3 separate regions of the Homo sapiens genome follow, and regions 2 and 3 are each linked to region 1. The links are chromatin loops, found by intact Hi-C in ENCODE. Cell type or tissue: natural killer cell. All regions are shown on one strand. Each heading gives the region's core, and the rest is flanking DNA. Links, peaks and the distances in the headings are about the cores only.

Region 1 (10,949 bases), core at 1,838-9,837:
TCTCCAGAATAATTTTCACAACCTAAAAAGTTTTAGGTAAACCGGGTGTGATGGCTCATGCCTGTAATCCCAGCACTTTGGTAGGTGGATCACCTGAGGTCAGGAGTTTGAGACCAGCCTGGCCAACATGGTGAACCCCGTCTCAACTAAAATACAAAAATTAGCCAGGCATGGTGGCAGGTGCCTGTAATCCCAGCTACTCGGGAGGCTGAGGCACGAGAATCACTTGACCCTGAGAGGCAGAGGTTTCAGTGAGCAGAGATCATGTCACTGCACTCCCGCCTGGGCGATAGAGCAAGACTCCATCTTAAAAAAAAAAAAAAAAAAAAAAGTTTTAGGTACAAAGATGTGCATTGCAGCACCATTCATAATCATGAAAACTGGAAACTGTTTTACTGAAAGCAGTGTCTTTCCTGTGGGTCATTGATTTAGGAACATGCTCTCAGGGAGCAGGAACGAGGGCATGAAGGGGGAAGAGGGAAAAGCCAACACAAGCATGAAATATCTAGTTGGCCACTACCACCTGTAATTGGGTGCGCCATCTATGGGATCTTTCAAAGAGATGGTGAAATGCATGTCAGAACTGTCCATCTAAGGGGAGCAGGGAAACACACTATCCATCAGCTCCTGTCTCCTATTGGTCAGGACCACCCAAGGGGCAATGGCTCCTTCCAGCTTCAAGGTACTGAGTGCAGAGGTTGCAATCAGATTCCCAGTGGAATTCCACATTGCAGCATCTGAGAAGCCCCATGGAGGGGGCAACTGAACAGAGTTAACTGAAGCCTGCTCAGAAATGTTCGGCACAGACGTGGCTAGGATAAGAATTATGACTTCATATCATGAACCAGAGTAACCTGGCCTTCCATGCTGACTAACTTTGACACAGGGACTGACCATAGTACATGGTTATCCTTAGCTCTCTGATGGCTTGTCAGTGAAGAAGCTACCTCCTATGGACAAGGGCCCCTGTCATGGAAGGGCTGTGGATCTACTCAGCTGAAAAACACAATGCCTGCTGGTGGCCTCTCCGCTCCATAGAGGGGCAGAATCTTTCTCTCCTGCATTGAGGTCCAGGGTGCTCCACTGTCTTAAGTGATTAAGATTATAGCTATGCAGCTGTATCACTACTTTTCTTTTCTCCAAATGGGCTTCTTTGATACCATCACCTCTTCCACCAAGTTTCTCTCATTTCCTTGAACTACTGCAGAATGAGATGTAATCTTAGGTTTTTCCCCTTCCGCTCACCCTAAAACAAGCATAAAAGTCTTCTTAATGCCTTTGTGCTTGCTAATACCCCAGGAGGAACTGTAGTGGACACTGTGATCTTGGTCTTCCCAATAGGCTCTTTCCTTGGAAATGCCCTCCTTATTCTATGTGCTTCTAGTGGAGCTGTCAATCACAGCTTCTATAACAACAAGTGTGGTCTATTAGAGAACCCTACCCTCCAGGCCAGGCTGGTTCAGAGGTAGGCATGTGTCTCAAGCAGGGCCAGTCAGAGTTCTTCCACAGTAATCCTCTGCTGGAGCCATGGAGAAGACTATATTTTGCCTCTGGGGTCATAATGTTGGAATTTTGGTCTGCCAGCCACATGTTTCTGCCACTCAAGAGAAATCTTAAATAATAAAATCAACACGCAAACAGAGCCAAGAAATGGAGAAAGAGTCCCAAATACATTGTTTGATCCGTGGCTTCTGTTGTGCCTATCAATATCTTCATGCCTATCCTCTTAGACATATAAACTAATAAAAACAGTTTAGGAGCTTTAGCTAGTTTGGCTGAATTTTTGTCATTTGCAACAAAAAAAGTTAAACAAAAATAGATTGGGGAATTGGGGTAATGGAAAGAAGGTGAACAAGATTTCAGGACCTCTTCAAAGACCTAGACAATGTCTTTCTCTGATCTTCACAGACATATACATGGAGCTGGATCTGAAATCCTGCCTTATTCAGCTCAGCCCTTTGGTCAAGTCTTGAGAGGAAGTCCCCTTTCCATTTTCATCTGTGAAAGTAAAATTCATCATCTTACTTTTTCCTACTTTCTTGTAATGGAGAGGAAAAAAATATGAATACAATATCATGGTGGATTCCCTAAGGACTCAAGTGAAATGACTGATATCTTACATGAAGCTCTTTGTCTTCTGGCTTCATGCCCTAATACCATCTTAGGGATTTCCCTGGAAATGTATCCATTAATTTTATAAGTACTGTACTGGCTTCAAGAATGGCCTTGATCAGATTTCATCAAAAATAATAATTATTATAGCAGCTAATATCTATTGAGCATTTACTACGTATCAGGAACTATGCTAAGCATTAGCACACTTGTCATAGCAACACTGGTAGCAAGTACCATTATTATTCCAGCAGTAGCATTCTATGGGATTGCCTCCCCAGTGCTCCCTTCTTCTCTCCCAATCTTATGTCTACAACAGGAGCAGCCACTTTACAATGTAATCCTACCCCTTGGCCACAGCTGATTGGTTCAAAGATGAGCACCTGATCCCAAACAGGCCAGTGATACCTTACCCTGAGAATTTTGAATGTGGCACGATGTCAAGTCAGACTCTCTCTGAATGGCTGATGTTACTTTCATATAAAAACCTGAAGCCACTGCATCCGTGTTTTCCATCCTGTACACTGAAGAGCAGAGAAAGTCGAGACTGCAGAGAAAAAAAAGAATGACATCAATGCCAAGAAATAGGCTGTGATAGGCAGTGGAGACATGTCTACAGATCTCTAGTCCTGCCTCCAGTTGGTAGAATCTAGATGCTTCCTTGTCATTCCCCTAGCTTGACTCTTCAACTCTTCTTTGTAGTCAGGAGCTTTCTAATAAATTACCTCTATTAATGTTGTTTATTCTAATTAACTTGGGTTTCTGTCACTTAGAATGAAAACATATTAACAAACACAATCTCATGCTCCAAAAGAGGGACTAAGCTCAAAGAAGTTATATACATTTCCCAAGAATACATGGCTGGAATTGGATTTAAATCTGGATTTACACGACTCTGGAGCACCTACTCTTCACAATTTACTATAATGAAAGTGGAGAAGTGACTTGGATTACAAGTGTTCATTCAGAATGGATGCTCTAAATCCAGAATCTGCTCTGAGCATTATAAACATAAGAATTCTGATCATCTTGAAGAGCTGCTCATGACCTGAGAGGATGTTAAGAGTGAGAACTATGTCAACAAGAATTTAGTCCCCATGGTGAGACTCTCATCAAAGAAGAGGCTCTGGAGCCCTCAAGTATTTCACTGGCTGAGTTAAGGAGCAGGGAAATCTTCTGAGAGAACCCTGGTGTGCTGACACTCCAGCCCTATATGTTGATTTGACTTGAAAACTATCCTGTCTAACAGTTGCTTGTGGAAAAACAACGTCAGATTCTCTGATTCCTCCCTCTCCTTTGCCACCACACCCATGCCCTGTTGGTTTTAGCTCCAAGGTAGACTTCACTCTATCTGCATTTCTCCATCTCCACCACTATGACTTGAGGCACCATCATCTCTCACCTCTACTCTTGCAGGAGCTTTCATTGGCCCCTATGCTGAGCATTCTCCTTTTTGGGCTCAGATCCAATCCCTACCCTTCCCAGTCTTGCTCTACATCCCAGGGAACCATATTTCCCAGGCTCTTCTGGCTTCCAGATAAATGCAACCATTGGGAGGCACCAGTGGGAGACTAGAGGGAGGGATGAAGAGAGAAACCAGGGCATCTCTGGCCCTCCACCTGTTTCAGGTGGAATCCCTGAGCAACATCCACACCTCCCCCAATGGTTTCACCTCCATGGTCCCAGCTCCAGCAGGGCAGCCCCAACCATGGTTCTCCTTCCTGCCAAATGGTTCCAGCTCCTGGGTTCTGATAACATCACCTCCCTACTTTGTCCATTTGGCCATAAGTAAAAAGAAGTCTTGATAGTAATCATTTCTGGGTCAGCTCCTTGTCCCCTATTTGACTTCTCAGCTGTTTTAACACTTGTATAACCATTTCCCCGTATTAAGTCCCCTCTGTTTGAAATACCTAGACCAGACCCTGACTGATGCACTTCCCTCTGATTCATATTCCACCCAACAGCCAGAGTAATGTTTTTCAAATATCAACTGAATCATATTACTCCTGCTTAAAACCACTCAATGGCTTCCCATCACTTTGAATAAAATCCAAATTCCTCACCACCAGGTCCCTCAAGACCTGTCCCCTGCCTGGCTTTCCACCCCATCTCACACACCTCTCTCCCCATCACCCTGCCTGCTTTCCAGCCCCTCTGGCCTTCAACCAGTCCTCCCACATGCCAAGCCTTTTTCTTCTCCCAGCCTTTGCACATGCTATTCCATCTGCCTGGCAGGCTCTCTTCCCTACTCTCAACCTGGCTCACTCACTTCTTTTACTCCTGTAAGTGCAGCATAAATGTCCCCTCTTCATAGAATCCCTCCACCACCACTGCCACCACTTCTTATACTTATTATTGCCTGCTGGCCTCACTAGGTTATAAGTCTACAGGGCAGACGCGTATCATGTTCATAGTTCTATATCCAGTGTGTCAGTCAGAGTTCTCCAGAGAAAGAGAGCCTACAGATTTAGGTAGCTATATAAGAGGAGATTTATTGTGGGATTTGATTCATATGATGATGCAGACTGAGAAGTCCCAAGATCTGCCATGCTGCAGCTTGAGAACCAGGAAAACCAGTGGTGTAATTCAGTCCAAGTTCAAAGGCCTAAGAACCAAGAGAGCTGATGGTGAAACTCCCAGTCCAAGGCCAAAGGCCTGAGAACTAAAGAAGAGGAGGGAAGAGGTAAGAGGTGGAACTGGTGTAAGCCTCAGAGTCCAAAGGCCCAAGAACCAGGAGTGCCAATGTCTGAACACAGGAGAAGATGAATGTCCTAACTCAAGAAGGAAAAAAGAGAATTTGCCTTTCCTCCAACTTTTTGCTCTATCTGGGGCCCTACAGATTGGATGATGCCCACCTACGTTGGGGAGGGCCATCTGCTTTACCCAGTGTATCAACTCAAATGCTAATCTCTTCCAAAAACACTCTCACAGATACACCCAGAAATAATGTCTTACTAGCTATCTGGGCATCCCTTACCCAATCAAGTTGACACATGAAATTAACATCACAGCCAGCCCTTGACCTGGCACATATTAGACACCAAAGATTTGCTGAATGAAAAAATCATCCAGTGAGATCATCTGGTTCAGTGGTCATCAAGAGGGGCTTATACTGCCCCCTGGAGGCTGTCTTGGGCTGGGTGCTCTAGAAGTGGACTATGATAATAATTTGTGTAAAAGTCATTTATTAGGGTGTATTCCCACAACAAACCAGTAGGCAAAGCCCCACAGAGGGCAACCTTCGCTCAATCCCTCATCTTAAATTTGACCAGGTCAAAGACTGGGGAGCTGGAGCACTCATCCCCCACCCACACACCTGTCAGTCATTGGTTAAGAGCTTCCCATTGGGTGGAGAATGAACATAGATTCCTAGCAAAGCAAGTTCTGGCAATCTGAAGACAGTACACCATGAAGAGACACAGGTGCTGGCATTTGAGGAGGGAGGGCACACTGACAGATCATGACTACAAAAACAGTGAAGGGATGCAGGGATATGAGTAGGGCACTAGCTGGGTTTGCTACAGATGCGTTTGGAAACGTGTGGTGGTGCTTTTTGGTTTTCAGTAATTTGAGGTGTGGCTGACATACAATGCCCAACGACCAGGCATGCTCAACATCATACACTACCTCACTCAGTCCCACCCAATAAAAAACTGTCCCATCCCAAATGTCAAAAGCGCCCCAACAGATGAACATTCATCTGCTTCCAATCTCTCACTTGACAGATGAGGAATTGAGGCCCAGAGAGGGAAAGTGACTTGCTCAGGGCAACACAGCAAGCAAGTCACAAAGATGGGGCTAGAATGCTGGTCTCTTCATAGCAGCCCTGGAATCTTAATTCCTCTTGAAACCTAAAAGAGAACATTCTAAACCCCAAAGTGCAAAGTCCCTTCTGGAATTCTAGAAGGGGGAGCCAATTCCCTCTCTACCCTGGGTGAAGTGGGGAGAAATCAAACTTGAAGACATCAGAGGCTACAGCCGAAAGCAGATGTGCAAACAAAGATAAGGGAGACAGTTTTCACCAGACAAATTCACGCCCTGCTCAGTTTAGACATTAAAATGAACTAACTTAATTTCATGCCATATGCAAATCCTTACCAGCTGTCAGCTCTGTAATCACAGGAGACTTAATGTAATAACTAAACAAGAACAAAAACGCAGCAAATACAGGCTCTGGGCAAGTCCATTGACAGCGGGTTTTATGTTCCTGAGAACTCAGCAAGTGCAGAGCGTTTATGGCGGACATCTGGAAGGAGCTATGTGCCCAAACGCCTGCCATCTCCTTCACAAAAATGCCTGCAGCGATAATAAATAATGGCTAAGAACTGATCTGGCCATTGCGTACCCTGATCTTCCATGTACTGTGAACATCTCCCTCTAGGCTCTACAGCTTTTCTCCAATTGTCAGGAGCCAGCTAGGTCCAGCCATCTGGACCGAGAGCTCAGAAGTAGCCAATAAATGTCTCAGGCTTCCTGAATTCAAGTCCCCCACCCGGAACCTAAGGGGTGGGAAGATGGCTGCTGCCTTGTAGTGGGGGGCTTCTCTGGCCAGAGGACCCCACATTCCTCCAATGGCCCAAGTTAACAGTCCTAATTGCAAACATCAAATGCTACTTACTGGGGGCCAGGAACCAAGCACACCACTTTCTGTGCATTATGTCCATGTTACCCAAGGTGTGGAGGATGATTTAAGGTCATTCATTCATTCATTCAACAAACAGTTATTAAGCACTTATCATGTGTCAGGCACTATGCTGGGAATATAGCAGCAAACAAAAATCTCTGTCCTCAGGAAGCTTCATTTCTCGTGGAACAAACATTTTTAAGTACAGTTAGGTTGTATGTTAGATAAAAACACTTGCAGCCAGGGATGGTGGCTCACACCTGTAATCCTAGCACTTTGGGAGGCTGAGGTGGGTGGATCACTTGAGGCCAGGAGTTTGACACTAGCCTGGCCAACATGGTGAAACCCTGCCTCTACTAAAAATACAAAAAATTAGCCAGGTGTGGTGGCGCACACCTGTAGTCCCAGCTGCTCAGGAAGCTGAGGCAAGAGAATTGCTTGGAAACCAGGAGGTGGAAGCTGCAGTGACCCGAGGTTTTGCCACTGCACTCCAGCCTGGGTGACAGAGTGACACCCTGACTCAAAAATAATAATAATCTCTGTACAAATGCTAGTATTATTATTATTATTACCAGTATGAGTGCTTCTAGCTACTTCCCCAGGAGCCACATATTAGGTATCATTACTAAGAGGCTCTCTCTGCAGTTTCTGAGGTTGTTTCGCTTCCCTTCGAATCAGAGTGCAAACTGCCATTTGCCCTCCCTTCAGGTTCCAACTGAGCCTCTCTGCTCCCCTCCCATTGAAAGTCAGAAAAGCCAGCACTTGAGATTTAACACTCTATCGCCTGCAATTAAATCCAGCCATATAAAGGGAAATGTCGAACAGCTCACTTTCTTGCAGCACATTGAGGTGCTGTGGCAAGAGCATGCAGGAATCCAGCCATAAACCCTTGACTCGTCCTCGCCTGGGAGTTTCTCTCTTTTACTCAGTTGGCTTCCCAGGTTCAGCTGGAACTCTGGGGAATACCCCAAGATGCATGCTAGGTACAGTGAGGGATAGCCACAGAGAGGGCTTTTATAAATGGAAGTTGTAAGGTTCAATAAGAAACTAATCAGCTCCCAAACAAAGTGAGCTTTTCATGCTTAAACAAGTGTTCCGGCCGGGCGCGGTGGCTCACACCTGTAATCCCAGCACTTTGGGAGGCCGAGGCAGGCGGATCATGAGGTCAGCAGATCGAGATCATCCTGGCTAACACAGTGAAACCCCGTCTCTACTAAAAATACAAAAAAATTAGCCAGGTGTGGTGGCGGGCGCCTGTAGTCCCAGCTACTCGGGAGGCTGAGGCAGGAGAATGGCGTGAACCCAGGAGGCGGTGCTTGCCATGAGCCGAGATCGCGCCACTGCACTCCAGCCTGGGCGACAGAGGAAGACTCCGTCTCAAAAAAAAAAAAAGTGTTCCATTCATACTGAAAATATCTGGGAGGTTTGCACTGTGTGCAAGATCTGCACTGGGGGCTGCCGACAAGGGCTGCCCTCTTGAGCCCATGGTATGCTGGGGAGGGAGACGTGATACAAGAATGTGATACAAGAGGGATGTATGCTCAGGGAAAGAGCAGCAGAGCATTCGGACCACACGGACAACGCCCTCACCTAGGGTCTGGTGAGCCCCAAGGAAGGAGCTGAAACCTCTATGAGCAAGACTTTGCTATGTGAAGCAGGATGTGGGAAAGAACATTCCAGGTGAAAGATCTCTGTGCGGCAGCCCTTTGGTGTAAAGAAAGCTGGATGGGCTGGGCGCGGTGGCTCATGCCTATAATCCCAGCACTAGGGAGGCCGAGGCAGGTGGATCGCTTGAGCCCAGGAGTTTGAGACCAGCCTGGGCAACATAGCGACATCTCCCATCTCTAAAAAAATATTTTAAAAATTAGCCGGTCATGGTGGTGTGTGCCTGTAGTCCCGGCTACTCAGGAGGCTGAGGCGGGAGGATTGCTTGAGCCCAGGAGTTCGAGGCTGCAGTGAGCTATGATCGCGCCACTACACTCCAGCCTGGGTGACAGAGCAAGACTCTGTTTCTAATAAAAGAAAGCTAGATGGTCCCAGATGTGCATCCAGTCCCTGGACTCTCTCATGGATTTTATTGCTATTGGACACCATCCCGCAGCACATCGTAGCTGCTCACAAGATATTTCTTGAGGTAGACTGGATAATCCAGGCACCTATCTTTTGTTCCTCCTAGAGTCTGAGGAACTCTAAGAGTCTTGGGAAGGAGGACATGAAACCAGAGGGCAAATATTATTCTGGATAACAATAATGACAACCGCTGAGATTTACTTAGCACTTGATCAGAACTTTACTTATATTAGATTTTTTTTTTTTTTTTTTGAGACAGGATCTCACTCTCTCACCTAGACGGGCATGCAGTGTTGCAATCAAAGTTCACTGCAGCCTTGACCTCCTGGGCTCAAGCGACCCTCCCTCGCATCTCAGCCTCCCGAGTAGCTGGGACTACAGGTGCGTGCCACCAAACCCGGCTTTTTATTTTTATTTTTTATTTTTGTAGACACAAGGTTTTGCTGTGTTGCCCAGGCTGGCGTTGAACTCCTAGCCTCAGGCAATCCTCCCACTTTGACCTCCAAAAGTGCTGGGATCACAGGCGTGAGCCACCATGCCTGGCCCCTTACATCATTAATCCTCGTAATAGGAGGATAAAGCAGGTCTTGTTATTGTCTCCATTTAAGAGAAGGAACAACCGAGGCACAGAGCAGTGGTGACTCTTGTATGAGGACACAGGGCAAGGAGTTTGCAGAGCTTCATCACTGCATCCCTGATGGTGGGCCACGTCACTCCTCAGGCAACTGCCTTACTGACTCTGATGATGGCCAGATCCCTACATTGGGGCTTTGAGGCCCTAAGATCTAACCCTTCCAGGCCATCTTTCTGATCACATCTCCCACCTGCTCCCCGTCCCTCACCCTCTCCAACCCCCTTTGGCTTCCTTGCCATTCCATAAATACACCATGAGCTCCTGCCTCAGGGCTTTTGCATGTGCTGTTCCCCCTGCAACACTCTTCCCTTCAGACATCCACATAACTCACCACCTCTATCACAAACCACTCCTCACCCTCTTCCCCACTTAATTTTTTCCACAGGGCTTGTCAGCCTCGAATATACCATATCATTTACCTATTTCGTTTAGTGTCTCTCTCCTCCACCAGAAAGTAAGCTGTGTGAGGGCAGGAATTGAGTCTGTTTTGTTTACTGCGGTTTCCCAGGGCCCAGGACGGGCTCTCAGTGGAAGCTTAAGTGAGCGTATTCTGTTGCAGTGCTTGGTACTATCACAAAACGCTCTCTCTAGAGGGAACACCAAGGCACAGCTGTAGCATGAAGTTGGTTAAGGTTTGGCAAAGTTTTCTGGGCACCCAGGTGAGAAGCCAAAACTGGAGGGGACGAGGAGGGACGAGCAGGGGGTTTTCAGGGGTTATCAGGCCAAATAACCAAGATGGGGAGCCTGGGCTGCCAAGTGGGCTATTACTTGTATTTTAGGGGGACACAGCCCCAAGGACAACACTGGGAAAGAGAGTGCCACCTTTTCTTCCAGTCACAGGGAAGACAACTGAACTATCCTCATGCTGCAGGCCAAAGAGATGCCTCCCATTTTCTGAACCTCTCACCTGGGAAGTAACCCATATTTTATTTAATCCTAGACCCAGATGTGCCAGAAATGATCAGAATTCCCAAGTGTCAGAGCTCCCTCCAAAGCCACCCCTTGCAGCATCTCAACCCTCTCCCAAAAATGGTTATCTGACCTGGAGCTGAGGACCCAGAGAGAGCTTGAGGGTCCCACTCTTCCTCCTCTGGCAGAGCCCACCGCAGGAGTGAGCCGTGGCTGGGCAGGGTGGGGCGGTAGACTCAGAGGTCTTTGCTCTGGGATCTGCAGAACATTTAGGGAGGCATCAGCTGCTGCTCCGCTTCCAAATAAAGCCCAGGTGCTTTTTCAAGCCTCTCTGAACCAGCACTTCTCAAACTTCATGTCAGCATTTCTTGAAGAGTTCCCAGGCCACAGATTCCTTGGGGTAGAAGAGAGGTAGAGGGAGAGACACTCATTTGGAACACCTTTTTGTATACCTCTGACTCCTAGAGTTATGGAAATATTTCACATGCCCAGAAAATCAATCAATAAATAATTAAAATCAACCAAGATGTGGGGGCTTCCCAAAGCGTGGTCTGTGGACCAGCAACTTCATTGGCCTCACCTGGGAGCTCGAACCCCTGG
Region 2 (10,949 bases), core at 1,924-9,923, 260 kb before region 1:
AGGAAGCCCCTGAAGGATCACCTCAATATCTGAATATATTGACCATCTACTATGTACCAGTCCTTATGCCGAGCCTCATCTCATTCAGTGATGTGAAGTCCACAGTAAACCTATGATCAGGGCAGTATCATCCCCACTTTACAGATGACAGAACTAAAATTCAGAGAGATTGGGAACTGGCCACAGTTATACATCTACAAAAGCAATTTGTTTTCAGGTGTCTGACTCCAAAGCCCCTGCTAGAAACCTTTGCCCATGCTCCAGTGACACTCCCCACAGTCTGGAGAGCCAAGAAAACACCACTTGGCTAGACCTCCTCCTTCTCATTTCCCAGTCACCAAGCTGCCATATGTGGTAGAGCAGGTTGAGCATTGCACTGGCACAGCCAACAGAAAAAGTGGTGCCTAAAAGCCAGCCACATGTTGTGTGCCCTGGATGGCAGAACATCTGTCCAGAGGAAGGAGTGGGCACCTTTTTCTGATTTGCACAAAAGTGCTGTATGAGCTAGTGGCAGCCCCACCAATAGCCTGTCCCTGTTTGACTGATGGGGTACCAGTGGTGATCAACTGTGGCTGTTTCTATGGTAGCTAAAGTCCTTCTGAGAGCCTAGTGAGCATGTGGCTCTTGGACCTATTTACAGTCCGATGGGGAAGGATGGGTTTTTGTTAGCTTTCGGGGAAGTGCTGGTTAGTCTGTGCAGAGCTGTGCTGCCTTAGCCTGCAGGGGAAAGTCATACACAGATTAATTACCCTGTGATCATGAATGGCTTTGAGGTGGCCAGAACAGACACTGGAGCCTTTTCAACGCAGATAACAATTCCCTAATTGATGAATTTGCTCATTCCCAGTGCCCTACCCCCAGGCCATTACTAGGGCTTCCATTTTGCCACGTCACTCTTGCAGTTTCTACACACTGGGGAGGTTTGACAGTTATGTGGCTCATCAGCCTGCCAAGAGCCTGGCCCACCAGGACTGACATTTATTGAGCACCTACTGTGTGCTAAGCCCTGATGCCCCTTATGGGATAATTATTGAACACTTGCTCTGTGCCAGGCTCTGTCAAATCTTTTACCTGCCTTAAATCATCTAATCATCCAAACAGTCCAGTTGCATAAGCACTGTTATTACCATTTTACAAATGAGGTAACTTGGCACAGGGAGGTTGAGTAACTTGGCCAAAGTCAAACAGCTCTGACATGGCAGTGTAGGGATGCAAACCCAGGCAATCTAGGTCCCAAGACTGCACTGTCAACCCTAGCTTCTCAAAATACATTGTGAAAAATTCACACTCATTATCCCACATAATTGTGTAAGGTTTATTAGCCCTGTTTTATAGGTGAGGAAACTGAGGCTTAGTGAGGGGAAAGCCTTGTTCCATGTCACACAGGTAGGCCATGACAGTTCTGGATGGAAACCCAGGTCGGTCTGATTCCAAAACTGCATATAATACTGCCTGCAACAGTTGCTTAATGTATGGGGCTTAGGAACCAAATCAACTTTCTTTATAGCATTGAAAACCACAACTTTTACCTTCGGGTTGGCCTTGGCCTCCCAGGAAATATTTGAATAGAGAATTCTGTTTTGGGGGGACATTAAGGAGCCTGGTCTGCCCCACCCGACCTATCAACCCAACATTTTGCTCTGGAAAAAAAAAAAAAAAAAGTCAAACCTCCAGAAAAGTCGGAAGAATTATGCAGTGAACACATATATACTCATTCCATAGAATTTTGTGACATACATTAACTTTTGCTGTATTTACTTTATTGTCCATCTCTCCTTTTCTCCATCCCTCAATCCTTCCTAATTTTTGGTGCATTTCCAAGCAAGTTGCAAGCATCATTATACTTCAGGATGTTGTCATTGGTTATATAATTCAATATTAGCTTTCTGAAGTAACACTTCCATAGAGTGGAATGCACATATTTTAAGTGTACTAGTTAATATCAACTGGCTAATCCACTCCCCTATCAAAATATAAAACATAACCATATTCTATAAAGTCCCTGTGTCTGGGCTCCTTTTTGCAGTGTATTCCAATGAAAACCATTCCCTGAAGCTTACTTGGCTTCGACACAGATGTCCCCTGGTTTATTTTATCCTAAATCTGATCATCTCAGAACAAAAATTAAACAGGCAGGAGAAGAAAGCTGAACCTCCAGCTAGCAGGAACAATACCAGGAACCACAATCGATTCTGTGGGCAATTCCGGCATGTTTGTCTCAATCTAACACTGCATTCATTCAAGAATTTCATTCTCCTAAACAACCTCAGGCTGTCATCGCTGCTTAATAGTCCCATTTTATAAGTGAGCAAACTGAGGCTCCGACAGATCATTTTTTTCCTATGTCACCCAAAAAGTAAGTGGAAGAATTGGAATTTAAATCTAGGACTTCACACCTCTCCTTCAAAGGGCTTTTGTGTGAAATTAATGAGGCTCACAGTAAGACTTCAATAAATAGCAGCTAATGCAGAACAGGGAAGACCCTGGTAAAATCTTGGGAAGGAATTACCTAGAGGAGGGCAGCGCTCTGCCCTCATGCCCGAGTAATCACGTGAGGTGAGCTTGTCTCTTGAATTGAGCATGGGGCAGTCACTGAGGACCTTGCCCATAACCGGTCCAGGGCAGTGACCAGGGAAGAGGCCAAGTGCAAGAGCCAAGGAGTAGATAGAAGGGAGGAAACATGAAGGAATGTGGACAACTCTGCTGGCAATGTGGCGGTGATGGGGTGAAGGGGAGCTGGTGGTCGCTGGAAGGGGCTCTTTCTAAACGAGGGAGCTATTTGTTCCTGTTTGAGTGCTAATGTGATTGAGCCAGCTGAGAGAGAAAAAATATTGGGGTTTGGAAGGAGCAAAGAGCTTGGAGAAGGAGGGAATGGAGAACACATACATGAGCAGGGGATGGGTGGCTTCCCCAGAAGAGGGAGAGATGGAGGTGAGGGGCCATGGGAGGTGAGGGAGGTTTGCCTGCCTTCCCTTGGATGATAAATAAGGGTGGAGCTCATCTGCCCCAGGCTGAAGAAGGCAGCACTGAGACCTGGGGCCTCCAGGCCTGGATCTGGGATTCTCTCATCTTCCTTTCTGCTCCAGCGCCCCCTGCTCTGAGCCTTCCCTCAGCTGCCTTTGCAACTGAGGGAACCAAAAGAAAAGCTTGTGCTTTCTTAGCTCCCTCTGGGGTTGCAGTGGGAGGTGCTGGGGCTTGCATTTTCTGTTAACTCTGATGGTAATGGCATTCTGCAGGCTCTGAAAAGCCAGAGAATCAAAAATATCCAAATGGTACTCACCACATCCCAACCCATTTTACAGATGAGGAAACTGAGGGCTAGAGAAAAATAATATCTATGCCTTTTGAGCACTTTAGAGTATTAGCATATTACATGCTTTGTTTCATTCAATCCTTACAAGAGCCCTACAAAATAGATATTATTGTTATCCACCCAGTCACCATTCTACCCATTCATGCATCCGTCCAAGAAGCAGTTATTAAGTACCTGCTGTATACCAGATATTGTGGAAACTTTTGGTGAATCAGCAAAACACAATATGGGCAGGGTTTCTGACCACACGACTAATTGCATGCATAATTATCTGAATTGCAATTGTGATCAACAATATGAAGGAGATGGATATAGTAATGCACTAATGATAGCCCAGGGAGTCAGGAAAAGAGGAGAGACAGGAAGGGAGGAAGGAAAGAGGGAAGGAAGAAGGAAGGAAGGAAGGACAGACGGATAGACAGTGGGACCCATTCAACTGAGAGCTGAAGAACAAAAAGCAAAGGCAGGTAGGAGGCAATGGAGAGGGAACAGCATGCATGAAGGCACTATGTCAGGACACAGCAAAGCACAGGAGAGGAAGTACAGAGAGACCAGGTGGCTGGCATGTGGTGGAGTGGATTAGAATGAGCCTGTGAGTTTGCAAAGGCCAACCATGTGGGCTTGGAGGCCAAGATAAGAACCCTGGACTGCATCCTATACTCAAAAGGCATAGATATTATTTTTCTCTAGCCCTCAGTTTTCTCATCTGTAAAATGGGTTGGGAGGTGGTGAGTACCATTTGGATATTCCTGATTCTCTGGCTTTTCAGAGCCCGCAAAATACAAGAATAACAAAAAATACACGACGGATGCCATTGACGGTTTCGATCTGGAGGAAAGGGTAGGGGTGAATGGGAAAGACTTGCTCTGCTGGGGGGAAACTGGGGCTGGAGAGAAGATTCACCCTCCTAGCTGACTTCTATTGGATCCCTACTATGGGCTAAGCACTGTGCTTATCCCTTTCCATCATTATCCCATTTAACACTCACCTCAACTCTATGAGGGAGGAACCATCTCCCTCATTTTACAGATGGGAAAGCTGAGGCCCAAGGAAGCTTTCCCATGACCCACGCAAGTGTCCTGTGCCCTTGATCACCTGGCTGAGAAGTGGCAGGGGTGTGACTCATACCCTGGCCCTTTCAGACAGGCTCCATCTGCCCCTGGTGTTGACCTCTGTCCATGCTCCGCCCTTTTCAGACAACCGTTGCATGGACAGAAGGTTCCTGCCAGGCAAGTCCAAGCAGCTCATTGCTTTGGCCAGCTTCCCAGGTGCTGGCAACACGTGGGCTCGCCACCTCATTGAATTGGCCACAGGCTTCTACACTGGCAGCTACTACTTCGATGGCTCCCTCTACAACAAAGGTGAGGAGATGGCAGGGAGGGCAGGGCAAGAGGTTCCCTGGGCTTGGGAAGGTCCCCACTTGGAGGGTATGGGAATACTCCTCCTTGAGTATCTACTGTGTGCCACTCAGCTCTCCCAGGCACACTTTTTGAGACTCACTGCATGCTTGGTACCCCCCCACCTTCCTTTATGCCCCACAAACATTTCTTAAGTCATGTCCTGGATACTCCACTAGCATCCATTCAATAATTGACATTTGTCAAGTACTTATCCTATGCCTGGTACCTTTCCTCCATTTAGGTTACAACAAACATTTCTTACACACCTACTGTGTGCTGGTACCTCATTACAGATGTTTACTGACCAGCAACTCTTTGATGTAATAGAGGTACAAGAACTAAGTTCACTTTGGGGACATTTATTGAGCACCTACTATTCACCAGGTGTCCTCTCCACATTTAAGTCGACAATATTCGCTATGCAGGGTGCTCTATTTTCATTCCATTCACAGATGTTTACTGAGCACCGGAATGTTCTGGATGCACTTCCTAAGTTAGGTGTCCCAACATGCATTTGTGGAGCACCAACTGTGTGTGAGGCACCTCATGTAGGTTGAGATTGCCAAAGATGTTCTCTTGGCACCTAGTAGGTGGCCAGGTGCTGTATTCTTATTTAACCCTGCATAGAAACCCTGTGAGGTAGGATGATGATGTTCTTTCCCAGAAATGAAAACTGAGGCTTGGAGAGGAGAAATAACTTGCCCAAAGTCACACAATTTTTTTTTTCAACAAGCTGATTGGGGATTGCATTCTAGTGTTTCCCAGTTTCAAAGCCCACATCTTTATTACTCTATCACACAGGTAAGAAATTCCTGGGTTTCTTACTGAGGAACAAGAAATCATGGATGAAATGCCCCTTGGGCATGAAGCCCTCTCCTGGGCATGGTGGGAGACATCAGGGAAGCAAGGCCTCCTCCTGTGGGAGACTTTGCATCTACATGTGGAGCAGCCCTTGGCCATGGTCTTTGTGTCTGCAAACCAGCTGAAGACCACTTCCTGGCTGTGTGACCTTAGGCAATTTACTGTACCTACCTCTCTCATCCTGTGTCCTCATGCACAAATTAGAGATAAGAGTACGTACCTCATGAGGTTGTTTCAAAGCAGGGGTGTCTCATCTTTTGTCTTCCCTGGGCCACGCTGGAAGAAGAAAAATTGTCTTGGACCACACATAAAATACACTAACACTAATGATAGCTGATGAGCTAAAAATAAAATAAAAATAACAAAAAAATCTAATAATGTTTTAAGAAAGCTTACGAATTTGTGTTGGGCCGCATTCAACGTCGTCAATAAAAGTTGGCTCTGGGTACTCTGGTCTGGGTGCCAGGCACTAACCAGGCACAGCTTGGTGCTGATAGAGAGTCATCCGCTAACCCTAGCTCAGGGAGAGCCAGGGGGCATGTCTTTCTCAGGGTGAGACACAGGAGGGAGGCAGAGACTGGGGGAGAAAAGCAAGAAGGGTGAAGAGGGACAGGCTAATGGTTGGAGTTGGCAACGGGTCAGGCAGGGGAAGCTGCTTAAGAATCCTAGCTTTTTATATATTTATTAATTTCCAGTTTTGGCTTGAGTGATTGTTTATTAAGCACCTATTACTTATGAGGCTCCATGCTGAGGGTATTACATGCTTATATCAGGATTTGAACCCAGGGCTGGCTGTCAGCAGTCCCTATGATCTTAACCCCTATGCTGTGCTTCCTTGTGGGAGCTGCTGGGAAGAGCATTGGGATATTCCAGAATCCCTTTGGCTTGTCCTGAAGCAGTGGCTGTGGAATGCAAGTTCAGAAAGGATGCCATGGCTGGCCCACATTCTCACTGTCCTGGCTGTGGCAGCAACCCTACTCATGCAATCCCAGAATGTCACAAACAGAAGGGTCCCTCAGGATTATTTAGTTCAGGGATCAAAATTGGTTTCATCTAGTGTTGATTCCAATGAATTTTTGCTTAAGGATGATGTGTTAAGAAAGATTCTGAGGTTCTTCTATTCTCTCTCTGAAACAAAATGCCTTAATCTAGTAGTGACGCCTGTTGAAAGTAGAGAATGGGGAATGGTGGCCTATACACCAAGTATTCGCCATCTGATCTAACTCAACCTCCTAACTTCAGAGAAGAAGAAATGGAATCTTAAGATGGAGTCAAGAGATCTGATTTTCAGTCTGAAAGTTCACTCTGATACTTATCAGCTATGAGAGCTTGTGCAAAATTCTTCACCTCTCTGAGCTTTAATTTCCTAATCTATAATACAGGAATGTCAGTACTGAACTCAAAGATTTTCCAAAAAATATAACAAGATAATGTTTGTGAGATAATATGTGTGAGCCTGTGGTGTAAAATAGACATTTTTTAAATGCTATGTAGCCAGGACAGTCATTTACTTAGTCAAAGGCAAAGGGGGTTGGTCTCTGACTACACATTAGCATTGCCCAGGGAGCTTTTAAAGTCTTGACACACAGGCGGCATCTCAGACCATTTCCATCAGACTGTCAGGAGCGGGCCCAGGCATGGGTGTTTTCTATAAGCTCCCAGGGGATTCCAATGCAAAACCAGAGCCAAGACCCCTGGCCCTAGACAAAGAACCCAGCATTCTTACTTCCAGACCCAAAACATTCCAAAAATTCATTTTTTTCCTGTGTTTGTTAATACTCTAGTGTGGGCAATATTAATTGGTCATTAATGGAGTGAGACACCTACTAAAACTTTAACTTGATTTAAAAGAAAAAAAAGAAAACATAACCCCCCTGTGGCAATTCCCTGCCTCAAGCTGTGACTAGTTACTGGATGTTTCCTTCATTCGTACTGAGACAGGCAGGGGGTAGTGGGCTGGTCACAGGCAGCTGAGGCTTTGAATGTAGTTGCCTTTTCATTAGGAGCTTTAAAATCCTTCCCGCAGCCTGAGCCCTTGCAGTTAACATTGAACTCTCCCTGGGAGCTTGGAGTTGGCAGTAGGGGTATAGACAAAATGAAGAGCCGCTTGCCCCCCAACAGCATCAGTCAATCTAGCTAACCCTGCCCAGTCTCTCCCCACATCACCTTGCAGCTGAAAGATGCTTAACTTCATGAAATCCTTTGCCGCATTTGCCACACTGGGGCAAAGTTCTGCAGCCCCTTTCAGACTCCAGGTATAATGAGCTCTTTGTAGTTCAAGAATGCACTGGAGATTTGCACGTGCTATCATCTGTACAATGAGCTGATCCCCTGGCAACTCTTGCTGATTTATCTAAGTCTTTTAGAGTTTCTTTTCTTCTGCTACCAACTTGCTGGATGGCTGGACGCATGTTCCCCTGCCCCTGGAGACCTCAGTTTCCTGCTCTGTGAGAAGCATGTATCAGATGGGTGGTCTCCCAGACCCTCCTAGGCCTGACAGGCTGCCTGACATTTTCTCTCTTTCCTCCACATTTTCTGCAACCTGCTCTTCCCTCAGTCTGGAAAAGGGTCCACTCCACCAGTGAGCTGGTGAGGCAGGGAGGGAGGGAATTAATGAGTGAATGAATGAAGAAATGTAGGGACCTCTCCCTCCCAGAATCCAAATGTCTGTCCCACTTGGGTCTTTCTTCCCTTTCCCTCACTGGGTGCAACTGCCATTTGCAAAGCATGGTTTTCTCTGTCTCTGTGTCCATCTGCCATCTGGCGCTCTTTCTCTCTCTCTCTCATTCTCTCTCTCTCTCTCTAATTGTCCTTTCCTTTCTCTGCATGTCTACCTCTGCCCAGTATGTGCCTCTGCCTCTCTGTGCTTCTCTCTTTGTGTCTCTCTCTGTTCTCTCTCTAGGTGTCTATCTCCCCTTCTCTGTTTCTGTCTCATTTTATTTCTGTGTCTGTTTATCTCCCCCAACTCCTGCCTTCTCCCCGACTTTGTCTCAGTCCCTCCCTCTCTCCAGGTAACTGTGTCTTTCTCTCTCACTGTTCCCCTTTCCCTGGGCTTCATCCCCCCTCTCCCTGCCTCTCCCCATCTCAGAGACCTCATTGTCCTAATGCAGACTCAAGCTCTGCGGTATGTGAGGAGCCAGAGCCCTGACTTCTGAAGGAGGGGAGACAGAAGAGGGAAGGGCAGGATGATGTTCTCAGACTGGTACATCAGCCTACAGAGTTGGCAGCCTCTCAGCCCAGCTGATGCAGGACAACAATTTCTGAGGATTTCCTTGTCCTCAAAACAAATCCCAGTGTCCTGGAGAACCACCAGCCTTCAGGGGTGTCCATGCCTGGAGCCAAGATGGGACTTTCCTGTCCCAGTAAACTCTAGGGCATGCAGAGATGTGCAGTATCTGCCACTTCCCTTCTCTGTTCCTTAGCTCCCCTAACTGAAAAATGCACGAGCAACTATAGTAACAGAGGTTTGGAAGAGAGAAGGGAAAAACATGTCTTGTTCTCTCTGTGGCCCTGAACAAGATTGTTTCTCCAAATCCTGGGACAGTTGGGCAGCTCCTTAGAGTTTGAGGGTCACATGGGTGCCCAAGATAAGCTGATATTTTGGTGACTCTTAAAAGATAGGATTTAAATATATCATGTTTACGTCATGGAGATGCTGGATCCTGGGTGTTAAGGACAGTGGAGAGGGGGACACCCTAGTGGTGGAGTCCGGCAATTCCGCTCTGGCTCAAAGCTTGCATCCATGATTCCCTTGCAGTTACCTAGACAGGCCCTCTTTAGAAGACAATTGAGCAACTATCTGTTGTTCCTCAGGCAAACCTATTCTATGTGCCTTCTCAAAAGTTCCTTTCCAGACATAGTACTCTTCCCTCTCTGGGAGACATTCTGCTAAATGGAATTTTCTCTACATTTGCAGTACTCCTATAGATAAACTCCTCAGGCAACCAGAATCTGGAATATGAAACAGATCTTTCCCAATCTTTATAGCTTTTCTAGGTTTTTTGTTTTTGTTTGTTTTTAATCTTGATAAATACTGTGCTAAATTGACCCCATCATGAACAAATAGAAATATTGTAACTTGGGTCTCCCAATGCATGGAGCTGATTGAAAATAGTTTGACCATCCTTCCATGTTTCTGGCAATTTATTTTCCTTGTTAAGAATCTGTGTGAGTTCTGGTATACCCCCTGCCTGTGTTTTCCATTGCTGTGCTTATAGTGAAATAGATTTTGGTAAAGATAAAATGAAACCATGGATGGAAAGCCCTTTGTCCATGTCATGCAGAGCTCTACCAGAATACATGACACGAAATTATATCCAGGGTTGCCTTGCATAAATGTTTATGTCTGAAGCTGTCTCTCTCTCTCAAGCTCCCACATCCTATTCCTCATTCTCCTCTGGAGGAGATTTTTTCCATGACACTGTGCTTCCCATTGACCTCAAAGGCTGTGGGTTAATATTTTCTCATGGGCACGGGCCAGTGCTAATTTGCAAAGCTAGGCTTATCCCAGGCAACTTAACTTGGCAAGTCCCAGAATGGAACCTGACTGAAGAAATCACATTCCATTCTTGGCTCTTCTGCTCAGTGGCCATGTGAGAAAGGCTGCACCTCTATGGACCCCTGTCTCCAGGAACAGGAGCAGATATCAAGCCAGTCTTCACCTCCATCCATCTTAAAAGCCAGAGCACAACAGGGAGGGAAGAAGCCATACTCCAAGGTTTGATGATACGGGGCGACTTCTCAGTCCATGATTTCACCCTAAGTCTTATTCTGCATTAGCTGCCATTTATTGAAGTGTTACTGTGGGCTTCATTGACTTCTCACAATGGCCTTGTGAGGGAGAAAGTGCATGGACCCATTTTACAGATGAGGAAAACTGAGGCCCAGAGAGGTGACATGATATCCAGAATGACTCATTGGGTTGTAAACACAGCCAGTATCTTGAAGGCTTACTACAATAACATTTCTACCTGGCCTTAATACCATATCCAAATGCCTTAGCTTGCATGAGCTAAGGGGCACTTAGAGGGTGAAGGACACATGTGTGCCCAGAGCCCAGGTTTGTATTTCGGCTCTGCCTGTTCCATAGCTCTGTAACCTGGGCGAGTTATTGGACATCTCTGCCTCAGTTTCCTCATCTGTAAAATTCCTCATAGAATTGTTGAGAGGATTGGATTGCTTAATATATGTAAAGGGCTTAGACTAGTCTCCAGCTGCACAGAACTTCTCTCAGCTCCTCAGCTTTTGAAAGGAAAATCTGATCATGCCCCTCTTTTTTGCTTAAATCCTCTTAAGGGTTCTCCAGTCTTTCTGGTCTAGTGCTGGCCTCTTCATCACAGACCCCACAAACCTCTCCAGCCCCATGCTCCCCTCTT
Region 3 (10,949 bases), core at 878-8,877, 500 kb before region 1:
GATCTATTGAAGAGAAATGTTTGGCTTACCAAACATGCTTTATCTTCTAGGGCATATCCAAACAAAATCGGGATTCTGCTAACATGCTTTATCTCTTAGGGCATATCCAAACAAAATTGGGATTCTGCTAGTAATAAGAAAGAGGGAATGCTCCAGATGAAATGGAGCAGGCCAAGCTCTCTAGGTGAGTCTAATAACACACCAGAGAAGGCAGAGAAACACAGGATTAAATGCCATTCATTACTCGTGGCCAAGGTCAGATTATCATCTCTTCCATGAAGTCTCTACTAGATCGTTTAAGCTAGAAGTAACCTTTCTCTTTGCCATTCCCCTACCATGGTAGGTCACAATTCTGACTGCATATTAGATTCACTTTTTCAAAAACCACCAATGCTTTGGCCTTACCCAAGACTAGTTGAATCGGAGTCTTTAGGAATGAGGCCTGGAGCATTTGTTCTTGGAAATATCCTCAAGGGATTTGAATGTAAAGCAAGAATTGAGAGCCACTGTCCTAAAATATTCTATCTCATCTCTTTAAAAAAAAATGGTTATACTAGTTGGTAAAATTAGGTTATGCTGCAACAAGAAATGTCTCCTAAACTCAGTGGCTTAATACTCAGATATTTATTTCTTGCTCATGCTACTTGGTAACATGGGTTGGCTGGTATCTGGTGCTTTGCTGATCTCTCAGTGCCTCAGCTGCCAGAATCTTTATTGCCATGTGTGCTTCTACAATCACCTCAGCCACGGGAAAGGAAGGTTGACGTTGAGCACTGGTCATTAAGTTATTTCACTTGGAAGTGACGGATCACTTCTGTCACCATTTCGTTGGCCACAGCAAGTCTTATGGCCACCTCTGACTTCAAGAAGATAGGGAAATGCAACTTTACCAGAAGGCTGGAAGGTAGAAAGCTGGAATTTTTCATGACTAGCAGTAAGGACTATCAAAATAAAGTTCACGGGGCTGCGTGTGGTGGCTCACGCCTGTAATCCCAGTAGTTTTGGAGGCCGAGGTGGGAGGATCACTTGAGCTGAGGAGTTCGAGACCAGCTGGGGCAACATGGTGAAACCTTTTCTCCACAAAAAATACAAAAATTAGCCAGTTGTGGTGGTGTGCACCTGTAATCCCAGCTACTTGGGAAGCTGAGGCAGGAGGATCACCTGAGCCCTGGAGGTTGAGGATGCAGTGAGCTGTGATGGGGCCACTATACTGCAGTCTGAGCTACAGAGAGACCCTGTCTCAATAAATAAAGTTCATGAAGTACACATAGGTATTTTATGGCTCTTTCACAAAAATGTGCTAATATATAATAAATACAAAATCTAAAGAAAAACAAGTAATATGTACTAATTACGAAAATTCAATTGTGCAGAAATGTGGAAAATAAGAAATGTATTTTCTGTTTTCTGCTATTGCCCTCATCATCTGATTCTCCTTTTCTCAATGATTATGACTTCTCCCAGTGGTTGGTGTGTATCCTTTCAGAGATTTTCTATGCATTATACACACACACACACACACACACACACACACACACAGTTTTTTCTTTTCCCCAAATATGGGATTTCCTATGACTGCTCCATATTTTTTTTTAACAATGTCCAGGTGATTCTAATGTGGAACCCTGTGAGATTCATGATGAATATGGATAGGAACCCCAGTTTGTTCCTGCCACAAACTTTCTAGCAAGTAAGCTTCTCCAGGGCAAACACATGTAGTTGAATCTGTAGTAAAATGAAACAGCTCTTGTAGCTGGCTATGCACTGGAACTACTTAATGAGCAGGAGCTACTGGGCACCCTCTCAAAGAGTTGTTTTAAGAACTGAAATTAATAAACATAAAGTAACTGGCAACCAGTAAGAGCATATAGAGACATATGCAACTAACTGGGATAAAACAATCTGAATGTCAAGGCCATTAATGGTATGTGCATCTTGCACAGATAGTGACACATGGTAAGTGCCCAAAATATGTGTATGGAAGAAAGGAAGGAAGGAAAGGAGGAGGGAAAGAAGGAGGGAAGGGAAGTATACGGAAAGAAAAAGAAAGAAAGAATTATTCCAGAGAGCAGTATAAATGTAAATGCTGACTGGTGTGAGTTATAAGATTTTAAGATTTCCTACAATGGGAATGTGTGACAAGACAGAGGGAGGTGGGTCATGAACTGAATGAAGGAGAGGAGAGGGGTGGATGCCAGGAATGACTCCAAGTAACTGGGTAGATGGTGGATGGAACACTTTTGTGGAGCAGGAAGTGTGTGTATGGTAGAGATGTTTATTACCTGGCTCTTCTTAACTTGAGTGACATATTTAGATGGGGGTGGCTTTTATGCAAGGGAAACTACATGGATGAGGGCACAGGAGATGGTGGAGTTTCTAGGATTGCAGAAAAAGTAGCTAGTTTATAGTGGAGGCTGGTTAACATGAGGGAAAATGGGAAAACAACATTAATCTTACATGTAGAAACAAGTAGAGAAGGATTGTACTAATTAGCCATATTAAATGCATATAAAATGTTCACTTCTTCATTCTTATGAGCCTGGTGGCAGGAAATAGAATGTGTGTGTTTTGGCAAGAAATGTGCACTGCAGATCATAATCTCAGAAAGAAAGATAAAACTTTGTTTATTGATTGGGATTCTGTTTACTCTTGTATTGACCAGGCTAATCATTTAAATGTGATGCTTTATCTTGATCTGAACCCATAAGTAAACAAAATATGTTTAAATTCTGTAATTGTATCGCATATCCCATATTCTACATTTTGTAGTGGGGGATCAGGTAAGGACTATGTAACCTGCACTCAAGCAAAATGATTTTACTTAACCAAACTCACTGGCTGAATGACCTTGAATTAGTTATTTGACCTCTCTGTGCTTCTGCATTCTCATCTGAAAGGGGGGATAGTGATAGACCCTACTTTATTGGGTGGCTAAGATAAATAAGTGAGCTAAGTGTAAAGCCGTTAGTGCAGTACCTGGAACAGAGTTAAGTGTTTAATAAACACTGGTGCTTATTGATTCTCAGCAAATTTCACCATTAACAACTGAAGTCTATTGAGAATGACCAATTCATGAATTTGTTCCATGTCTGTACCTGACACAGATATTAGTTACTGTTCACTTCTAATCCACTTCCAAGAAAATCTTGTAACTGGAAATAGTTACTCCTTTACCTAACCTGGAAATGGGAACTTGTTCTTCCAGCACTCTCTCTGATTCCCCTCAAGTCTGATTCATTATCAGGAGGTGCTGCTCAAAGTCTCTTGGTTAGCTTGCCTCATTCATTCATTCATTCATTCAACCACTTACCCTAAGTCATAGCCTGTAATACACACAGAGATGCAAGAAATAGCCCCTGCCTCCCAGAGCTCATTGTCTAGTGGTGGAGGGAAGGAAGAGAAAAACAGTGACACCTCTGAGATCAGGGAAATGGGCAGGAAGCTGAGATCAGGGAAGGAAACTATGCCGTCTAAGGGAAGACGTAAAAAGAAAAGAAATAGCCAAGCAGTAGAATAGGGAGTGGAGAGACTGCCTCAGCTCAAGAATGTCCCAAGCCTGGGAACTGCAAATAGTTCAGTATTGCAGGAAAGATGTGTTAAAAGAAAAACCTTAGCTGAATTAAATTTAACAGAGTATAATTGAGCAAAGGATGATTTGTGAATGGGGCAGCCTCTTGAGCCAGAGGAGGCTCAGAGAGACTCCAGTGCAGCCAGGTAGTGGAAGAGTTACAGACAGAAAAAGGAAAGTGATGTAAAGAAAATTGAAGTGAGGTACAGGAACAGCCAGATTGGTTAGAGCTTGGCGTCTGCCTTATTTGAACACGATTTGAACAGTTGGCCACCTTTGATTGGCCAAAAACTCGGTGATTGACACAAGAGTAGACTACAGTCTGTTTACAACTCCATTTAGGTTATAGTTCACAAAGTATAGGGCAACCTTTAGGACAAACTTAAAATATGTAAGGAGGCAGCTTTAGGCTAAACCTGATCTAACAGGTGTATTTTGGTGAAAACATACAGGGAGAGGTGAAGTAGGAAAGCCAGCAGGGGGCACACACAGACCAAGAAAACCTGTCGAAGAGCCTGGTCCCAAGGGCAAATGGGGAGCCATTGAAGGCTAGCAGGGGAGGAGTGAACAGACTCGTTCTTTGGAAAGATGACACTGGCTGCTGGGGCTCCTAAACTAGGAGACTAGTTTAGGAAGCTGAACTGGTCATTCAACTCTAAAGTAGGGCAGTGGCATGAAGTGAATAGATTGAGATATATTTAAGGAGCATAAGCAACAGGACATGGGGACTGAGTGAGGGAGAGGAGCAGCATGGCTGCTAAGAATGACCCTGGGTAACTAGGCAGACAGTGGATGGAGCATTTTTGTAGGGTGTGGAGTATGTGTGGCAGAAATGTTCGTAACTATTAGCTGGCTCTTCTCCACCAGGCCACACATCTCTTTAAGTCAAATTTAAGAAGTGCTATTGATCTTGCTAGTAATTCTTACAGAAGCTTGAACCAGGGTGATAATTACCTGAAGAAGTAAGTTGGGCAAATTCCCCTGAAGGTATACTCTTGAAAGATAAGAAATAAGTCCACAGCCATTACCTACTCTTAGAGCTACCTTTTGTGATTACTTTTATATCTGGTAACAATTAGGAGCAGATGAGTTATTGGAGTATACATTCAGAAGATGCTCAACTTTCTGCACAATCTTGACACTCAATACAACAAGATGTATTCATCCCCTGCTCTGTATCACTTGCTTCTCTCAATGGGTTGAACCAGGTAAACATGGCTCTTGCCCTCATGAAACTTCCATTCTAACATAGAGTTCTGGTATCTTCTAAATGAAGTACTAAACCCTCCTTTCCTGTAGGGGTGCCTGAACAAGAATAAGAGTGTTATCAGTTAGGCATCACTGTATAACAAAATGTACTCAAAACCTAGTGGCTTAAAATAACAACCATTTCATTTGCTTAAAATGTTGCCATTGACAATTTAAGCTGGGCTCAGCTAGGTGGTTCTTATTATCTTGGCTGGGCATATTCTTGCATCTATGTTCAGCTATGTTGGGTAGGCCACTTTACTGATCCTGACTAGGCTGTCACACGTTTGAGGGCCTCAGCTGGGATAACTGTTCTGAATGGACTCTGGTCCACACGTGTCTCATCCTCCCATAGACTAGCCCAGGCTCTTCATGTGGCAGCTGGGAAGGTATCCCAGAGAGAATGAAAGTATACACAGTCTCTTGAGGTCTAGGCTTGAAACTGACATAATATCACTTCTGCCATGTTCTACTGGCCAAAGCTAGTCACAAGGTCCAGTCCAGATTCAGGCAGTGAGGAAGTAGGCTCCATTCCTTGATGGAAGCACTAGCAGAGTCTCATTGCAAGGGCCATGGGCACAGGGAAAGGAAGAATTGGGGTAATTTTGGCAATATACTCCAAGGACTCATCTGCTCCTAATTATTACCAGATGCAAAAGTAATCACAAAAGAGAGCTCTAAGAGTAGGTGATGGCAATGGACCTATTTCTTATCTTTTAAGCCAAACAGGAGACTTATTAAGACCTGCTCTTTCCCATAAGGGAATTTTCAGTGTCCCTTTTGGCTGCTGGGTCAGTCAACTTTTTCTATTTTAGTTTTCTGACTGTAGCTATCCTCTCCTTTTCAACCCCCAGGACAACAGCCTATGGTTCTCAGCACAGATGTCAAAGAAATGAAATGTCAGCGGAGTTCACTGTGACCCTAGAGGCCATTGCCTCCCCCCTCACTCTCCCATCTCCTCACAGTTGCCTTCAGCAGGGCTGGTCTCCACTATTAATAAACCTTCCCCTTCAGCACTTTCTCTCAAGGGGACAGTATCAGAAAGACTCCCATCTATCTTCCAGCCTGACTCCTGCCAGGCTGGTGAGAAGGTCTTCTGACGTGGAGATAAGAAATCCCAGACATGACTGCTGTGTAGGGGAAGCTCAGGAGTTCCATTTTCCTTATGAAAGGTCAAATCACTTCTTTTGCAGTGTTTGGAAAGAAAAAAGCTAACATAATGTGCTTTCTAAATGCCAATGATCTTGACATCCCTGATAAAGAGAAGTCAATGAAGGAAGAGAGTGGCTCAGTAGGAGAGCTGACTTCTAAGTGCCAGTGGAAGAAGTAAAACATTTTTAATAACTCACGTTAAAGGCTGTGGTTAATTCCATCCTGGGTTGTGGTAATGTAATTATTGCTGCTTTAAAAAAATCCTGCATGTTTGCAGTGAATATATTATATTTTATTGCAACAGTAATAGCTCTCCCTCAAGAGGCTGAGGAGGCAGGCAGGCCAGTCACAAACTGGTCCTATCAACTTTTCATTCCTTCTTTCCTTAATCACTAATCTGTTGAGTGGTCACTGTGTGCCTGGAACTGAGCTGGGATATAAAAGAGGTAACCAGCACAGCATTCGGCTCTTAAGGAACTCACAGTCTAATTGGAGAGCATGACCAGTCAACAGACAATCCTATAGAAAGTGATGCATGCTACCCCAGGAAGTGCAAGATGTTATGGCAGCATCCCCATTGGAGGGTATGGGGAATCATCTCCTGCAGTTCCTTCCTCAAGCAGTAGAGGCTCCATGAAGTTATGAGCTAAGTCCAGCACATTTGCTACTGGTATGCCTGGTGCCTGGCACTTAGAGGGAGCTCGTTCCTGTTTGCTGGTTGATTTGCTGGTGTGAATCCTATATTCTCCTTCCACAGGGCCATCACCCTTATGCAAACATTCCAAGCAGTTTTACAAATGTGACTTGGAAAATGTGCCTTAGAAAATACTGCTGTTTCTGTCTGGAACGTCTTTTTCACCATTTAGCACCTGGAAAACTTTTATGCACCCTTCAAGACTTAGACCAAATGCCCTCTCTTTTGCAATATATTTTCAGATTTACTGAGCAGAATTTATCCTCTCTTCATAATGGCTCTAAGCATCTTGTTTATATATCAAGTTTGCTTCTTATCGAAGGACTTTCTTATTGTAATTATTATTTTTTTTCCTTTGGAATACTTAAAATTGCATTTTATTTTCTGCCTCTATAGAGAGTAGCTTATGCCTTTTTTCTTTTATTATTATTTTTGATCAACACATAATAATTGTATGTATTTATGGGATACAGTGCGATATTTCAGTACATGTATACAATGAGTAATGATCAAATCAAAAGAATTAAGATATTCATCACCTCAAACATTTATTATTTCTTTGTGTTGAGATCATTTGAAATCTGCTCTTCTAGCTATCTGAAAATATACAATAAATTGCTTTTAATTATAGTCACTCTACAATGCTATAGAACATTGGAACTTATTCCTCCTATCTAGCTTGTAGTTTTGTATTTGTTACACAAATTTTAGCTACCTCCCCAGGTCCCCTCCACCCTTCCCCACCACCAGTAACCACTATTCTACTCTTTACTTTTCTGTAGTCAACTGTTTTAGCTTCTGTATGAGTGAAAACATGCAGTATTTATATTTATGTTACTGGTTTATTCCATTTAACATAATGTCCTCCAAGCTTATCCATGTTACTATGAATGACAGAATTTCATTATTTTTTATGTCTGAATAGTATTCCATTGTGTATATATCACATTTCCATTATCCAGTCATCTATTAATGGCACTTAAGTTGAGTCTATACCTTGGCTATTGTGAATAATGAAGCAGTAAACATGGGAGTGCAGACATTTCTTTGACATACCGATTTCCTTTACTTTGGATATATACCCAGTAGTGGGATTGCTGGATCATATGGTAGTTCTACTTTTAGTTTTTTGAGGAATCTCCATATTTTTGTTTTCTATAATGGCTATACTAATTTATTTTCCCACGAACAATGTATAAGAGCTCCCCTTTCTCTGCATCCTCTCCAGCATTTATTATTTTTTGTCTTTTTGATAATAGCTATTCTAACTGGGGTAAGATGATATCTCATTGTGGTTTTGATTTGCATTTCCTTGATGAAAAGTGATGTTGGCATTTTTTTTCATATACTCGGTGGCCATTTGTATGTCTTCCTTTGAGAGATGTTTATTTAGATCATTTGCCCATTTCTAAATTGAATTATTTGTTTCTTTTTTTGGTGTTGAGCTGTTTGAGTTTCTTATATATTCTAAATATTAATTCCTTGTTGTATACTTGCTAATATTTTCTCCCATTCTGCAGTTTTTCTCTTCACCCTGTTGATTCTTTCTTTTGCTGTGCAGAAGCTTTTAGTTTGATATAATCCCATTTGTCTATTTTTGCTTTTGTTGCTTTATGCTTTGGAAGTATTCTTCATGAAATATTTTCCCAGACCAATGTCCCGAAGCATTTCCCCCTATGTTTTCTTCCAGTAGTTTCATAGGTTCAGGTCTTACATTTAGGTGTTTAAGCTATTTTGAGCAAACTTTTTGTATGGTAGGAGATATGGGTCTGGTTTAATTTTTCTGCATATGGATATCCAGTTTTCCCAACACCATTTATTGAAGAGACTATTTCTTCCCCAGTGAATATTCTTGATTAAATTTATTTCTAGGTATTTTATTGTATTTTGTAGCTATTGTAAATGATATTGTTTTCTTGATTTCTTTTTCTGCTAGTTTGTTGGTGATGTATAGAACTACTACTAAATTTGTATGCTGATTTTGTATCCTACAACTTTGCTAAATTTGTTTATCAGTTCTAAGAGATTTTTGGTGGAACCTTTAGGGTTTGCTAAATATATAAGATCATGTTGTCTGCAAACAGAAATAATTTGAGTTTCTCCTTTCCAATTTGTTTGCTCCTTATTTCTTTCTCTTGCTTAATTGCTCTAGCTAGGGCTTCCATTACTATGTTGAATAAACATGATGAAAATCGGCATGTTGTCTTGTTCTAAGTCTTAGAAGGAAAGCTTTCAAGTTTTCCTCATTCAATATGATGTTCACTGTGGATTTGTCATACATGCCCTTTATTGTGTTGAGATATGTTTCTTCTATATCTAACTTGTTTAGAATTTTTATCATAAAGAGATGTTGAATTTTAACAAATGATTTTTCTGCATCTATTGAGATGATCGTATGGTTTTTGTCTTTCATTCCATTGATGTTACGTATCACATTTATTGATTTGCAAATGTTGAACCATTCTTGCACTCCTAGGATGAACTCTGCTTGATCATGGTGAATGTGCTGCTGGATTCAGTTTTCTAGTTTTTTTTTTTTTTAAGGATTTTTGTGTGTATGTTAATCAGAGAGATTGACCTTTGGTTTTCTTTTTTTTGTTGTTGTGTCCTAGTCTGGTTTTGATATCAGGGTAGAATGAGTTTGAAAGCATTCCTTCATCTTCAATTTTCTGGAAGAGTTTGAGAAAAATTGGCATTAGTTCTTCAAATGTTTGGCAGAATTCTGCAGTGAAGCCATGGGTTCCTGGGCTTTTCTTTGATGGGGGATTTTAATTACAAGTTTAATCTTGTTACTTGTAACTGGTCTTTCAGGGTTTCTTTATCTTCTTAGTTCAATCTTTGTAGATTGTATGTACCTACAAATGTATCCATTTATGCTAGGTTCTCTAATTTGTTGGCATATAGTTTTTTGTAATAGTCTCTAGTGACCCTTATATTTCTTTGATATCAGTTGTAATACATCCTTTTTCATCTCTGATTTTATTCTTTGGATGTTTTCTATTTTTTTCTTGGTTAGTCTAGGTAATGGTGTGTTGATTTTTTTTATCTTTTCAAAAAGCCAACTTTTCATTTTGTTGATCTTTTCATTGTTTCATTTAGTCTCAATTTTGTTTATTTCTGCTCTGATCTTTATTATGTCTTCCTATCTACTTATTTTGGAATTGTTCTTGCTTTTTTAATTCCTTCAGATGCATCATTAGGTTGTTTATTTGAAATCTTTTACTTTTTTGATATAGTCATTTATTGCTATAAACTTCCCTCTTAGAATTGCTTTTGCTCTATCTTGTAGGTTTTGGTATGTTATGTCTCTATTTTCATTTATTTCAATAAAATTTTTAAGTTTTTCCTTAATTTCTATATTGACTTTTTGGTCATTCAAGAACAAGCTGTTTAATTTCCATGTATTTGTACAGTTCTAGAGTTCCTCTCATTATTGATATCTAGTTTTATTCCATTGTGGTTGGAAACGACACTTGGTATGATGTCTACTTTTATAAATATGTTGAGACTTATTTTGTGGTCTAATATGTGGTCTATTCCGGACTATGCTCCATGTGCTAATGGGAAGATTGTATATTCTGCAGCAGTTGGATGACATGTTATATAAATGTATATTAAGTCAATTTGGTCTAAAATTCAGCTTAAATCTAATATTTCTCTGTTGATTTTCTGTCTAGACGACATTTCCAAAGCTGACAATGGGGTGTTGAAGTCCATAACTATTATTGTATTGGAGTATATCTACCCCTTTAGACCTAGTACTATTTGCTTTGTATATCTGGGTGCTGCAGTATTGAGTGCATATATATTCACAATTGTTATATCTTGCTGAATTGACCACTTTATCATTATATAATGACCCTTTGTGTCTGTTTTTACAGTTTTTGACTTAAAGTCTGTTTTTGTCTGATATAATTATGAAGGGGTGGCCTGCCCCTCCACACCTGGGGGTATTTCTAGTCGGGTGGGACAAGAGACTGAGAAAAGAAATAAGACACAGAGACAAAGTATAGAGAAACAACAGTGGGCCCAAGAGACCGGCGCTCAGCATACCAAGGACCTGCACTGGCACCGGTCTCTGAGTTCCCTCAGTTTTTATTGATTATTATCTTCATTATTTCAGCAAAAAGGAATGTAGTAGAAGGGCAGGGTGATAATAAGGAGAAGGTCAGCAACAAACATGTGAGCAATAGAATCTATGTCATAATTAAGTTCAAGGGAAGGTACTATGACTGGACGTGCATGTAAGCCAGATTTATGTTTCTCTCCACCCAAACATCTCAGTGG

What was found. Hi-C counts contacts between places; a loop is a spot of excess contacts. Peaks named below come from ENCODE experiments on the same cell type or tissue, not always from the same donor. Only the 100,000 strongest peaks of a DNase experiment are listed, where the experiment ranks them.
Region 2: it touches region 1 in a loop (18-fold over the local background); 4 of 110 quality-filtered maps call a loop at or near these places.
Region 3: a loop joins it to region 1, with 6 times the contacts of the local background. A loop is called at or near these places in 16 of 110 quality-filtered maps.

What each region holds. Positions count from the first base shown.
Region 1 is chr12:108,489,925-108,500,873 of GRCh38, forward strand. No RefSeq gene overlaps it. Among named protein-coding and RNA genes, the nearest start is that of FICD, 20 kb to the right of the region's middle. In natural killer cell, for the core only: CTCF peaks have their summits at 5,252 (motif pointing left) and 5,455; a DNase peak (open chromatin) is centred at 5,227.
Region 2 is chr12:108,228,222-108,239,170 of GRCh38, forward strand. WSCD2 (WSC domain containing 2) reads left to right here. Exons shown (of 9, transcript NM_014653.4): 7 at 4,510-4,674. LOC124903077 (a long non-coding RNA gene) reads right to left here. Exons shown (of 3, transcript XR_007063583.1): 2 at 5,795-5,850. Among named protein-coding and RNA genes, the nearest start is that of WSCD2, 100 kb to the left of the region's middle. In natural killer cell, for the core only: CTCF peaks have their summits at 6,094 and 6,301; no DNase peak of the experiment used is centred there.
Region 3 is chr12:107,986,456-107,997,404 of GRCh38, forward strand. No RefSeq gene overlaps it. Among named protein-coding and RNA genes, the nearest start is that of WSCD2, 140 kb to the right of the region's middle. In natural killer cell, for the core only: CTCF peaks have their summits at 4,056 (motif pointing right) and 4,257; a DNase peak (open chromatin) is centred at 4,066.